Linked DNA regions of Homo sapiens: all the other regions are linked to region 3. The links are chromatin contacts, found by Hi-C or POLR2A ChIA-PET in ENCODE. All regions are on one chromosome and are shown on one strand. Each heading gives the region's core, a stretch centred on a gene start or an enhancer-like site at or near the end of the contact. The rest is flanking DNA. Distances are from core to core; before and after follow the strand shown.

Evidence for each region. Hi-C counts contacts between places; a loop is a spot of excess contacts on that map. ChIA-PET counts read pairs that join two places held with the same protein, here RNA polymerase II (POLR2A). Pooled maps may share reads with other maps.
Region 1: a map with no recorded cell type shows a loop between it and region 3 (22-fold over the local background). The contact joins the promoter of ODC1 here to the promoter of SMC6 in region 3. A Hi-C loop is called at or near these places in 2 of 37 single-sample maps with no recorded cell type and 4 of 50 pooled maps.
Region 2: a loop to region 3 is called in a pooled map, with 5 times the contacts of the local background. The contact joins the promoter of LPIN1 here to the promoter of SMC6 in region 3. A Hi-C loop is called at or near these places in 4 of 37 single-sample maps with no recorded cell type and 7 of 50 pooled maps. POLR2A ChIA-PET finds 5 or more read pairs at or near these places in 4 of 52 experiments (activated B cell, activated CD4-positive, alpha-beta T cell, activated T-cell and 1 more).

What each region holds. Positions count from the first base shown.
Region 1 is chr2:10,445,391-10,449,604 of GRCh38, forward strand. It overlaps ODC1 (ornithine decarboxylase 1), which reads right to left and starts at 2,937. Exons shown (of 12, transcript NM_002539.3): 1 at 2,731-2,937. SNORA80B (small nucleolar RNA, H/ACA box 80B) reads right to left here and starts at 1,459; the gene lies at 1,324-1,459. RefSeq lists silencers at 874-1,103, 2,328-3,807 and an enhancer at 2,118-2,207.
Region 2 is chr2:11,744,029-11,748,327 of GRCh38, forward strand. It overlaps LPIN1 (lipin 1), which reads left to right and starts at 2,604. Exons shown (of 21, transcript NM_001349206.2): 1 at 2,604-2,643. LOC124907735 (a long non-coding RNA gene) reads right to left here and starts at 1,431. Exons shown (of 2, transcript XR_007086220.1): 1 at 1-1,431. RefSeq lists enhancers at 771-1,344, 3,856-4,299 and a silencer at 2,283-2,852.
Region 3 is chr2:17,750,634-17,755,174 of GRCh38, forward strand. SMC6 (structural maintenance of chromosomes 6) reads right to left here and starts at 3,177. Exons shown (of 28, transcript NM_001142286.2): 1 at 2,993-3,177; 2 at 2,345-2,431. It overlaps GEN1 (GEN1 Holliday junction 5' flap endonuclease), which reads left to right and starts at 3,505. Exons shown (of 14, transcript NM_001130009.3): 1 at 3,505-3,712. RefSeq lists silencers at 2,653-3,012, 3,153-3,292.

The DNA of each region.
Region 1 (4,214 bases), core at 1,687-4,186, 7.3 Mb before region 3:
CTAATTATTACTAGGCATAAGGTACATGATTCCATAAACCTTGGCAGTATAAGGACACAACAAAAAATACCAGGTTTTTCCAAGGCAGCACACTAAGCATTTCAAATATTTGTACCAAAAAAATCTAGCATGCAAGTTTCAGAAGCTTATCTGCACTTAGCTCACTGATATGGAAAAAAGTCTTATAATGGTCTGATTTATTTCAGAGCAGTTTCAGTTCCTTAGAAACTTAAAATAGCATTATAGACTTTTTTATTTTTTTTGAGACAGAGTCTCACGCTGTCACCCAGGCTGGAGTGCAGCGGTGCAATCTTGGCTCACTGCAACCTCTGCCTCCCGGGTTCAAGCGATTCTCCTGCCTCAGCCTCCCCAGCAGCTGGGATTACAGGCGCCTGCCACCATGCCCGGCTAATTTTTGTGTTTTTAGTAGAGACAGGATTTCACCACGTTGTCCAGGTGGGTCTCAAACTCCTGACCCCAGGTGATCCACCCGCCTCGGTCTTCCAAAGTGCTGGGATTACATTATAGCCTTTATACACAGCCATACAAACATTTCCTACTTCCACTAAGTCTTAGAATGATTTTTACTGACCAACAGGCATCATGGAAATGTCTGGAGCATTTGAGATTTTACGAGTTAATTTTCATGTATTAGCTGGGTATATACTTCTTAAAAACTGTAATCTTCAAGTCAACTTATCACATTGTATTACAGTTGCTGTTACCTGATCAGAATTCAGTATTTTTTTTTTTTTTTTTTGAGACAGAGTTTTACTCTTGTTGCCCAGGCTGGAGTGCAATGGCATGATCTCGGCTCACCTCAACCTCCGCCTCCTGGGTTCAAGCGATTCTCCTGCCTCAGTCTCCCGAGTAGCTGGGATTACCGGCATGTGCCACCACACCCGGGGCCTGGCTAATTTTATATTTTTAGTGGAGATGGCGTTTCTCCATGTTAGTCAGGCTGGTCTCCAACTCCCGACCTCAGGTGATCCGCCTGCCTCAGCCTCCCAAAGTGTTGGGATTACAGGCGTGAGCCACCACGCCCGGCTAGAACTCAGTATTCTTAAACCAGCGTTGCCTACCAAGTTTAGCAATTCCGGGAATGCCAACTGTCCTTACAGTCACTCTCGTATTTGCTTAGCTATGAGAATAATTTGGGGCTAACTTCACCAAAAAAGAAAAACAAGCAAGAACATCACTCTAGTAACAATAAAAGCCACTGTATTTTGCTTTCATCAAATGTGGCACCTTGTGAACCAGCTTTCTTAAAATTATTTATTTTAACCTTTAAAAATTTCTGCCAGGTAGAGCTTTCTTCTTTTCCACTGTGCAACCCACTTCAGTGCCAGCAGCCTACGGGCACAGAGGCCAGGCAATGGTTCGGGGACACAGTTTGCTCTGGCATGGGGTACTATGACAGGCCCAGGGTGACGGGCCTGTCATAAATCCAAACCCATGCATAGAATTTGCTTTAAAGCTCTATCTATTGTGACTGCTTGGCATTGTCAACCTCCGAAGTTGCCTAAATCACCCCTCGGAGAAGGGAAGAGAGTAACAACGCTAGCAAAACCATTTTTGTTACAGACATGGTTATATATTTTTGTTTATATGAAGAATATTTACAATTTAATAATAAATAGGCTCATGCAGTCTCGGACTGGGTCATTTGAGGCCTTATTAAATATTTTTAAGGCAATGTTCAGGCCTAAACTTGGAAAGTTTTGATTTCTTTTTAATACGCCAATACTTTTTTGCTTTTCTGTATCTTTTAAGGCGTTACTTAAGTAACTTACTTGAATATATTTTACTGAAGAACACCTTTCGGTCTTTCTGTAACAGCTAAGTTATTTAAAATGGTCAATCAATTAGCACAAGAGGATAATGTTAGAAGAGATAGGGGCTAATTCAAACAAACTTTGAAAAAAATTTCACAAATCAATTAAAGTCTGCCCAATTTTATGTTTAAACAAAGTCAGCCAACACATTCTTTGTCCTCCCCAGACATTCCTGAGAGGTTCTGCCTTCTACACTTTCACCAATTATTTCGACTTCGCAAACAGCACAATCAGCCTTTTCTGCAAACCTTAGGGCTGTCTCCCCTGTGTATGTCCGTTCATCTAAGCCAAGCTTTTCCGAAATCACCGAGTCATTCACAGTCCTTAAATAAACACCTCTAAGTCATGGCCGAGCATCTAATATCACAGCTACTACAGCAAGACTATCTTAGCTCTACCCACTCTCGCGGGTTTCCAAATTGGTGTCATCTGCTCTGTAGACACAGCGAAAATAAAAACTGGAAGGAAACTGAAGGCGCCAAGGCCGGGGCCCGCTCGTCTGTACCAAGGCGAGCCCGGGCTCTGCGCCCCTGCACCTGCTGCGCGGCCGCCAGGGCCTCCCCAACGGCTCCCCGGCCAGCGCGCGGCCGCCGAAGGGTTGGGAAAGAGGCCGGCGCGGGGCCGCAGGGTCTCCGGGTGGGTCTCCCCTAGGCCCCTCCAGCCCCGAGCTGTGAAGACGGGGGCAGAACGAGGCGCCCGGATCACCCTTATCCAGCCGCGGGAGAACCCCGGGCCGGGAGGAAGCGGCGCCTCAAGGTCGTGGCCCGCTCGGCGACCACGTGTCTCCGCAGGCCGGCGAGGCGCGCCGCACACGTGCCCGGGGCCCGGGGCCCGCAGCCCGCCCCGGCTCCCGCCCTCGCTCCCTCCCTTCCTCCGCGGCCGGGGAGTCCCTCACCTCAGAGCGCCCAGGCGCCGCAGGCCAGCCCCATGGGGAAGCGCAGACGCCGGAGCCTGAGTCGCAGCCGCAGGAGCGCTCGGCCGCCCCCGCCGCGCCCGTCAGCGCCTGGCTCCCGCCCGCCGGAGACGCCGGCCCGAGGTGGCGCCGGAGCTGCTGGCAGAGGGGCGGCGGGCGGCGGCGGCGGCGGCTACAGGAGGGACTGACAAAGCCCCACGGCACGCCGCTCCCTACTTATAGCACCGGCGGGTCGCCATGGAGACGCACCAGCTCAAACCAGCCACGATCGGTTCCGGCCGGGACACCGCCGGGGGAGGGGCGGGGGCCCGGCGGTGGCCAACCCGGGCCCGCGCGGAGCTGGTGGGGCGCCGGCGGGCCGACGTCAGCCGAGCCGAGCACCGCCTGCCCCACGCGTGGCCCCCGCCCCCGGCTTCGCGCCCCGCCCTCCCCGCCCTGCGGCCGCCTCTCCCCGCCCTCCCCGCCCTGCGGCCGCCTCGCCCCGCCCCGCCCTGCGGCGGTCTCGCCCGCCTGGAACTGGTCCGCGCACGCGCACGACGCCGCAGGCCCCGGCCCCGGCCCGCGGCAGCTGAACGGCAGAGCCTGTAGCTGCACAGCTGTGCTTCCACCTGGCGTTCAGTACCTCGTGCCCGAGAGCGGAAAAGGGAAATCGCGAGCGGAGGACCGATGTGCTGGCCACGTGGGCCCCGCCGGGCCGACTCCGGACCCTGCTGCCGCCCATTCCTCCGGTGCAAGGGACCTGGAAGTGATCCCGGTGCCGCTCTGCTCCCACCAGCTAGGGAGCAGAGGCGCGGGAGGGAAGGGGCGTCCCGGGGGTCGCCAGCACGCTGCGGGCAGGGCTGGCAGCCGCCTCCACGCCCCCGCGCTGGAAGCCTCGTCTTTGTAACATCGAGGTATCCTGTAACTAGATGGGTCCTGGCCTGCGGAGGTAGTTTCCCCTGTGAAGCCAGGGACTCAGCCAGGAGCGTGAGGGGACCCGGATCCTGAGTCTCCAAGCCGCCCACTACCCTCTGCTTTACCGGATGGAACTCATCAGTAACTAGGTATCTTTAAGGGCGGCTCCCTGGCGCGCTCTGAGAGTTACGGAAGTCCCAAAATGCTTTGACCGAAAACGTCTAAACAGTGAATACATAAAGCAAAAAGCCGCGTGGGAAATTCGAGTCCCTAGGAGCGCCCAGGGGACGCCTCTGGAGGTGGACTGCCACTCACTCCAGGCCACGCTGGAATGCCCGCACCAGGGAGGCACTGCACTTGAATTGGGGACACTTTTTTTTTTTTTTTTCATTTTTACCTTTCATTCCCTTTTGGACAATCCAGACAGGATATGTCTCTCCCTAGGGTGGGGATTTCGACTCCTTAGGGTGGGAGTACAGCCGATGAAGAGTTAAGGAGAGGAGTGGGTAGATCTAGATCTAGCCTTGGGTGGGTGGGGGCGGGGTTGGAGGAGCTCAGAGCACTGGCCCAGC
Region 2 (4,299 bases), core at 1,354-3,853, 6.0 Mb before region 3:
TTCATCCTCAAAGCAGATCTGTGTCATGTGCACCTGCAGCCCATTTCCTGGATTGTGAAACTGAGCCTCTAGAATCAGGATGCTTGTGCTGGCTTTGCTAAGGCATTACTCAGCCCCTCCTTCCTCCTCCAGTCAGCTAGAGCAAGATTACTCATCCCTGGAGTTCCTTCTCCTCTTCCGAGTGCAGCTAGGTCCTGGGATTGGCCAGGGGGATCGCCTCAGCTCTCCTGGCTGAGTCACTGCTCAGTCAGGCCTGGTTGCTGATAGCACAGCCAAGGGCCCTCCCAGGGGGACTCCAGCCAGTGCCTGATCAAAAGCGCCAGGGCTTTGGAAAGTCCGGTTTCGTTTATCGCCTGGGAGTGCACTGTGATCTAGTGAGTGTTTTCTTCTCATTGCTTGTTTATACAAAAGGCTCCCCCCAACCCTTGGCCTTCCCCGAGGTGGTAGGCTGGGCAGCAGCGGGACCTAATTTGCTCTGAATCCAGCCAGACCCTGCTCATCAGAGCTGACCCTAGCCGTGCTGGGCCCCCCAGCTCATCATTTTCAGAATGAGGGCTTTGAGTTGAATTGTCCTATATTTTCAGACCTCCCATCTCCACATTTGAATAATGGACTTATTTTACACAAAAAATAAACTTAAGTGGCCTGAAGTTGGACTGGCTTCCTGGAAAGCCTTTCCACATAGAGTAGACTTCTTCCCAGGCCAGCTCCTCCCTGGAGGTGGGAGGGGAGGGTGCAGGAGGGCTTCCTTCTGGGGCCTTGCAACCTCAGCAGTTTTGGGCAGCCGTGATGCACTTGAAACTCTGGTCTCTGAGAAAACCCCTGTGGAGGTAGCTCACCTACAAACTGCAAGATTCTCTTTGTGTAGCTCCCACGTCTGCAATGTCAGCATGGGACAGGCTGCCTAGATAGGAGCTGCCCCAAGCCCAGCGGGAGCGTGTCCACACTTGACCAGATGGACGGGAGCCGCGCCCCTGGACAAAGCTCTCCAAGCAGCTGTCCCCAAACATCTATCTCAAGCTTGCTGGCTTATCCAATTCACTAAGCTGCCGCATTCGATGCTGTTTCTAAGCTGGCCTCCTCCCTGGCCCTCTGCATCTCAGCAGAGCAGCGGTTCCATCTCCACACTGAGACTTGCCTTTGAGTATCGCATCACACACCTCCACCGGTTCCATTCATCAGTAAGCCTGTGGGTTTTGCCTCCAAATCTCTCTGAAGTCCTTCCGCTTCTTGCTGAGTAGCCCCTGTAATCTGAGCCACCATCATGTCCCCCGGTTTCCTGCAGTGCCACCTGTCTGCTGGCTTCTACTCCTGCAGTCCATTTTCCATGGAGTGGAGGGGTGACTTTTTAAAGAAGTAAATTAGATCATATAATTCCCAGGTTTAAAATTCTTTTTGGACCAGGCGTGGTGGTTCACACCTGTAATCTCAGCACTTTGGGAAGCCAAGGTGGGAAGACTGCTTGAGCCCAGCAGTTTGAGACCAGCCTGGGCAACATAGGGAGACCTGGTCTCTACAAATAGTTTGAAAAATTAGCTGGGCGTGGTGGCATGCACCTGTGGTCCCAGCTACTTGAGAGGCTGAGGCAGGAGGATTGCCTGAGGCCAGAAGGTGAAGGCTGCAGTGAACCGAGATTGTGCCACTGCACTGTAGCTTGGGTGACAGAGTGGGACCCTGTCTCAAAAAGAATTGGTTTGGAATAACATTTAAATAATACCTAAACTCCTTGCCTTGGCCTACAAGACCTGAATATTTGGCCCCTGCCTTCCCTCCAGCCCACAGCACCGGCCCCAGGACCTTTGCACCTGCCATTTCTGCTCTCCAGAAAGCCCTGCCTCCTCCCCATCTTTGTAGTCATAGGTGTTTCTTGTCATTTAGAGTTTCAGTTCAAATATGACACCCTCCCATTGATGGAAATCATTTCACCACCAGACGTTATGTGGCTCATTGTTTATCCGCTGCCTGCCTCCCGGCTGGAGAGGCGCAGGGAGCTGCCTGTCCCTCCTGTTCAGAGCCACCGTTCCGCACCTGGACCACCGCTTGGCAGAGGCGGGAGTGGAGGCTGTCACCATCAGGATGAAGGACAGGGGTGGCCCGGCGTGGAGAAGCTAAGAAGAGATGGCGATAGGTCAACGCGATTGCGCCTTTAAGGTGGAAGAAACGAAGGGCGAGGGTCAGTAAAGTCAAGGACGGGCTCAGATCCCGCCACTGGTGATAAGCGGGACCCATAGGACCGACGTGATCGCGGCCAGGCCCTGGGTGGTTTACCTGGACTTTTACCTGGCTGCCTTTTCTCTGCACCCCTCCGTCCTCACTCCCCCAGTCATCGGCATAGGTCAAGTCAGAGTGTTGAAGAAACACACGAGTTTGGCTCTGGAAAGGAAAATCAGAAAGGCGGCCTAAGGGGCCCCACCCCCAGGAACGCTAAGATAGGCGGCCAGGGGTGAGCGGGCAGGGCCGGCCAGCAGGCCCTGAAAGCAGCCGGGCCACCAGCGCGTCCCGAGTCCCCCTCGCACCGCCCCGCTTGCCCCGCCCCTGCCCTCTGCCCCCGCCCCTGCCCCGCCCCCGAAGGCGAGCTGCGCTGACAGCCGGCGGCGGGCTGGGTGTTTGCAATACAAAGGCGGCCACGCGCGGCGCCGCTCGGTGAGTAGCCGCCGCCTCCAGCCTCCCGCTGTGGAGCAGGGGCCGCAGCCTCGGGTTAGGCGGGGCGGGGCGCGGCGCCGGGGCGCTGAGGACGCGTGGCGAGGCGGGGGCTCGGCCCCGGGGCCCGAGGACCGACGGCCGGGCTACGTCCCCGGGGCCCTCTACGGGAAGTGGTTCGGGGGAGGGAGGCGGGGAAACAGGCCCCGGAGGCCGGGAGGGCCTCGCGAGCATCCCTCGGGCCTGGCTTTCCTGACGCGCCGCGAGGCCCGGTGTGGGCCCGGCTTGGCTGATCTCGAGCGGCGTAGGGGCCACTGGGGGCTGCCGCGCAGTCCCAGAACCGCGGGGACTAGCTCCAGCCGGCCAGCGCGGGTGCGTCCTGGCTCTGCGCGATCATCCCCAGCTTTGCGCCGGGGACTGGGATGAGAGCCTTTCTTTCCCCCGGAGTTAGGATTCCAGCGCTGCAGTTGAGGAAACTGAGGCTCAGGGAGGTTGACCTCTGTGCCCAAGGTCATACAGTTGCCGGGCGGCAGGGCAGGCTGAGCCCAGGTTGGAATCCCGGTTCTCATATTACAGCTCTCCCCTGCGAGGCCTCTGCACCTTTCTTGCAGCCTAGGAGGTGCTAGGCCTAGTGAGCTCCGTCAGCTGCTCCTGCACGTAATTTTATTATGGGCAAGGCCAGGAAAATGCAGGATGAGAAGTAACGTTTTGGGAGTAACTTAAGTGCTGTGGAGCTAGAGTAGGTAATTTGTGTGGTCAGTAGTTGCTGGAGAAAGCAGATGTCAACCCTGTTTTTGATCAGCAAGCAGGAAACCAACTAAGACAACTGGCAGTATTAATTTGGAGATGTTTTAGAACCCGGCAGTTTCCCACAGGATAGAAGTGTTTTGGGAAATCAAAGCTTGTAGCCGTTTTTTTAATTGGGGGTGTTGTGGTATGGTGGTCTAGGGGTAGTGATTGTGAGATTGACTGTTTATCCTTTGTTCCGTAATTTGGGTCTTATTAATGAAAGTAAGCAGTTGAGGAATGTATAGTATTTGAGAAATAAGCACATCCACACATGAACACTTTTCTTGCTCCCAGATTCTTGTTGAAAGGTGTAACAGTTGGATTTATGATTATATACTTTGATAGCACTTCACGTTTGCCAGCATTTGTTATTGAGTGTTTTTGTGCATGGGTTGTGTGTTTTGGCGCTTATTATTCCTATTTGCATGTGGGGCCCTGTGGTCCTGTGGAGCCAGGCCTGGATATAGCCCTGGACTCGGGTCGGGAGGTCTGGGCTCTGCCTGAGCTCTGTGGGACCCTGAGCGAGTTCTTTCACCCACCCAGGTCTCGCTTATCAGCAGTTCCTTTCTTTTAGAAAAGCACAGGGGGACAAGGGGCGGACCTGCTGAGTCTTGTGGTGTGGGAGAGAACGCGAGGGTTCAGGTGAGAGACCGCAGGGATTCCTGGTTGTAGGGGGGACCTTGGAAGTGACTGAGAAGGAGCCTGCCCTGGATTAGGTGGGGACAATTGGCCTGGCCCAGCCAGAAGGAAGTCTGTGGGTCCTGCTCTCCTGCTCTTTGCGTGGTCAGCTGCACAAAGGGCCCAGAACAGACGGCAGGGGAGGGTCAGGAGATGAAAAGATATTTCAGAAGAAGGTCCTGAGGCCACCGT
Region 3 (4,541 bases), core at 1,927-4,426:
ATTATTCATAGAGAGTGAAATTGGCTATTAATCTGTCCTTCATCTCGTCTATCCTTCATTAAACTTAAAAAAAAGATTCTATTATTGGCTGGGCGGGTGGCTCATGCCTGCAATCTCAGTACTTTGGAAGGCCAAGGCAGGCGGATCACCTGAGGTCAGGAGTTCGAGACCAGCCTGGCCAACATGGTGAAACCCCATCTCTACTAAAAATACAAAAAAAAATTAGCTGGGCTTGGTGGCGCATGCCTGTAATCCCAGCTACTCAGGAGGTTGAGGCAGGAGAATCACTTGAACCTGAGAGGCAGAGGTTGCAGTGAGCCGAAATCATGTCACTGCCCTCCAGCCTGGACAACAAGAGTGAACAGCTGTCTCAAAAAAAAAAAAAAAAAAAAAAAAGATTCTCTAATGTTACTATTAAAGTCAATCAAAACTTTGGGTGTGCTTTATAAAACTTCATTTTGTGTTTCATCTTCACACTTAATACTAAATGCCATTATAAGTTCATGGAACAGGTTTGGCAAGTAGGGAGAATGAAATTTATTTTATTTGAAAACACTGAGTTTGGGCTGGGCTCAGTAGCTCACGCCTTGTCATCCCAGCACTTTGGGAGGCCGAGATGGATGGATCACTTGAGGTAAGGCGCTCAAGACCAGCCAGCCCAACGTGGTGAAACCCCATCTCTACTAAAAATACAAAATTAGCCAAGTGTGGTGGTGCATGCCTGTAATCCCAGCTACTCCGGAGGCTGAGGCAGGAGAATCGCTTGAACCCGGGAGGCAGGATTGCACCACTGCACTCCAACCTCGGCGACAAGAGTAAAACTCTGTCTCAAACAAAAAAAAAAAAAAAAGAGGAAAAAAAAGAAAGAAAGAAAACACTGAGTTTCAAGTGCTCCTAAGGTATTTTGAGATAGAGGCCAGTCAGTAGTAAAGGATACTCTGCAATGGAGAAAGATTTGTGGGTGGAGCTAAGGAAGCTACTGGAAGTAGTTTGAATTTGGTGACCAAGAAAAGCATGCTCAGAGAGAAAAGATGTTAACTTGTTTAAATAGTGAATCAAAAATGCTAACATTAACCTAAGCAACTACGCTTGACCCTCAGTCAGCTGGACTTATCGTTGTGTATAAAGAACTATGGCATTTAATTGTGTCTTAAATATAATGCAAGCTATCACGGTAAAATTTTGAGTTACTTACTAATTCCTAAAAGTAAGCCAAGTACAGCTTTAATTATTTTTCCTAACTTTGGTCTAAAAATGACAGTCAAGATTTAGGTAGGTTTTACATAAAATTCTACAGATTCAGTAAAATACACTCAGTAAAATAAACCTTTGGGGAATAAAACTTGTTTTTCACTGTAATACCTTTAACATGACTTGTGTACTTTTTGCCAGGCTCAATACTAACTGGTTTATACGGATTGCAGACAGATGTCGATATATAACTACATAACTTTCTCTTCCTCTCTGTGTCCACATATTTAAGAATCCTGTCAGCTAGGTACAGTCAATCCCTAAGAATTGGTTCCAAAATGACAGCCCCTCTCTCTCACTCAGATACCAAAATCCACAGATGCTCAAGTCCCTTATATGAAATGGTGTCATATTTGCATATAACCTCCCCACATACTTAAAAGTTATCTCTAGATTACTTATATAACCTAACACAATGCAAATGCTATGTGAATAGTTGTTATACTGTACTGTTTAGGGAATAATGACAAGAACAAAAAAAAGTCTGTGCAACCATCCACTTTTTTTCCTCTGAAATATTTTCAGTCCCTTGATTGAGTCCACGGATACAGAGGATGCACTGATAACTGTATTATTTCTTCCAACTTGCATAAGAAGAACTGAAACTTAAAGAGGTGGTACCAACCTGCTCAGAGTCACACAATTCTGGCTTTTTGTGATATAAATACACGCTTTTAGGCAATATACTAGTGGCCTCCAAACGTTTTGTACTTGCACCCATTAAGCAAAAGAAATTTGAAATACATGTTCCAACATAAAATTAATACCCTATGTTTCACGTAGAAATCAAATGAAATAAATCTAAATAGAAGTTCTAATATGTTCCCTCTCTACCCACACACCCATGGAACAAACTGCATGCCACTGTATATACTATTGTACATGTTAAAAGATCACACTGCAACCATATAAAAGTCAGGAGATTTGGGTTTTTCTTTTTTCCTTTGAATATATATTACTGAGAAGTTTGCCTTTAAAACACTGGCTTTTAATCTACTACTCGTGACATATGCAGAGTAATAAGCGCTCACAAAACTTCTGTCTTGAGGGCTCAAACACCAAATGATTGCTCTAAGAATTTTCACAGTATTACCTCAAACCCTATTGGTTCTACAACCTTTCTCTACCCTAGAGTCCTGTTTTCCGCAATTCCCAATTGGGATTCTTCTCCGGTTCATTTCTGTAAGAAATGAGGGCAGAGAAATGCCATCAGTAAACCTTTGAACACATGTTAATTTTTCTAGGTAATACAATTTGCATTTTCGTAAAACTGGGCTTTAATGACAAATCCGATTTCAGTGATCTTTGCATACACCCTTTAAACACACCAGTTGCCGCCTGCGAGATATCATCAGACTCATGCTAAGAGCCACTCCCTACCCCAGCTTTCCCCAGACCTCTCCCCGCTTTACAGTTATTCGCCACAGCCCGGGAGAGTCTGGGGACGGCCGCCTGGGAGGGGACGGCCGCCTGGGAGGGGACGGCCCGGAGCAGACGCCAGGTTTCCCGCGGCTCAGGAGACCGGTGCCGCCTCGGAGAGCGCGCGAAGGTGCCGCCGGCCGCCCGACCCGCCCGAGGAACGGACATCTCCCGCCCGGGCCCGCAAGGACGACCATGAACACCGCCGCAGCTCAGCTGACCCTGCCTCTCCCGGGTGGCTGGGGGTCGCCAGCCAAGGGGGCAGCGGGCGGAGGATGAACCCCGGAGCAAGGGAAAGCGACAGCGCGCGCCTTCACCCTACCGCCAACAAGTCGAAGTCTCCCAAAGGAACCTGATCGGCGGGGCTGCCGTGGTACGACCGGCCGCTAAGGCCACCCTGCGGGCGTCTCGACCTCGGCTGACCGCCGCTGGCCCCCTGGGAACCGCGTGCCGGCCGCAGGAGAAGGTAGATTCCCGGGAGCCCCGGCGCCCACCGCGGTACTAACCGCGCCTGCGCCCCGCCCTCCCTCCCTTCGGGCTCCGCCCGCGCCTGCGCAGTTGCGGGGTTTCGCGCCGCCGGAGTCTGAGAGGCCGGAAGTGCCCCTTAGCGGGTGGGGGAAGCTGGTAGGCACGGGCGGCTCCGCAGTGACCGGACTCGGGGGAGGTGAGTGATTTGCCTAAGTAAAAGGGAAAGATAATTGAGCGCCCCCGGCAGCTGGTCTACGCATGCGTCCGCTAGGCCGGCTGGGAGCCGGCAAGGGAAAGCCGAGCGGGCCCCATTGGGGGAAAGGGGTCAGTCACTTCCCGGAAGAGGCGGGGCCGCGCGGGCCCGGCGCTGGATTCGAAACGCTTCCTGGTGCTCCTGGGCCTGGCGGTTGAGCCCGGGGAGCTAGTCTTTGCTTGGGTAAAGAAAGAGGACTTTCCTTTTTTTTTTTCCTTTTGAGAAAATTCAGAAATTTGGAGGCACAGTAGTTAGGATTCAGGCCAAACTGGTAAATGACGAAGGGGCTTCTTCCAGAGCCAAGGAGGAAGGGTTGTCCGGGTAAGTCCCGCGGGACGTGGAGAGACGGCGCCGCCCGGGTCCTCCCACTGATTCCTTTGACCATCTGGCTTACGGACGAGCTCTTTGTTCGCTGCTCCTCCGAAAACGCCTTCAATGACTCCCTTTGAATAAAGTAGGAAGTCCGAACCGAGCCGCCAGGCCGCGACTTGGCCCCTGTTTTCCACTCGCGAGGGCCCTGCGTCACCCCGCCTCGGGAAAGCTGCGCGTTCTCCGGCCGCTTGCGCTTGGCCGAAGCTGCTGGGTCCCGCTGTGCTTCCCCCGGGCATGCGATGGGGATAATTCCCACGCCTCGCTCAAAGCCATCCCGGGAGAGCCCTCCCTGGTCCCCATAGGCACAGTTGGGTGTTCCCTTTTCCGTGTTAACCTTGTATTTCGGATATAGTTCTGTTATAGTAATTACTTTAAGGTATTGTAGTTATTTACAATCAGTCTTTCCCCCACGGTAACCTAGAGTGTAAACCCCCTAAATAAACGTCAGAAGTAATGAAGTCTTAACTTCCTTGGCTTAGGTTTCAGCGCCCTTCTCAACCCCACACTCCCGCTTCAGTCTTTACACAACCCTTCCCATGAATATGCTGACCTAACAAGTAACCTACTTTTCATACTCCAAAATCTTCTCTTCTGTGTGGGGAAAATAATGCATTGACTGCCACCTCACTCCACCTCCAAATAAATTGATGTTGAAATTCTGGCCTCCGGTAATGGAATTCTTTACATCAAAGTCACTTTTTATTTCTAAAAGTAATCACATATATATTATATTCCTACTGTGGCCCTTGCCATGGATCAACGAAAAATATGACATAGT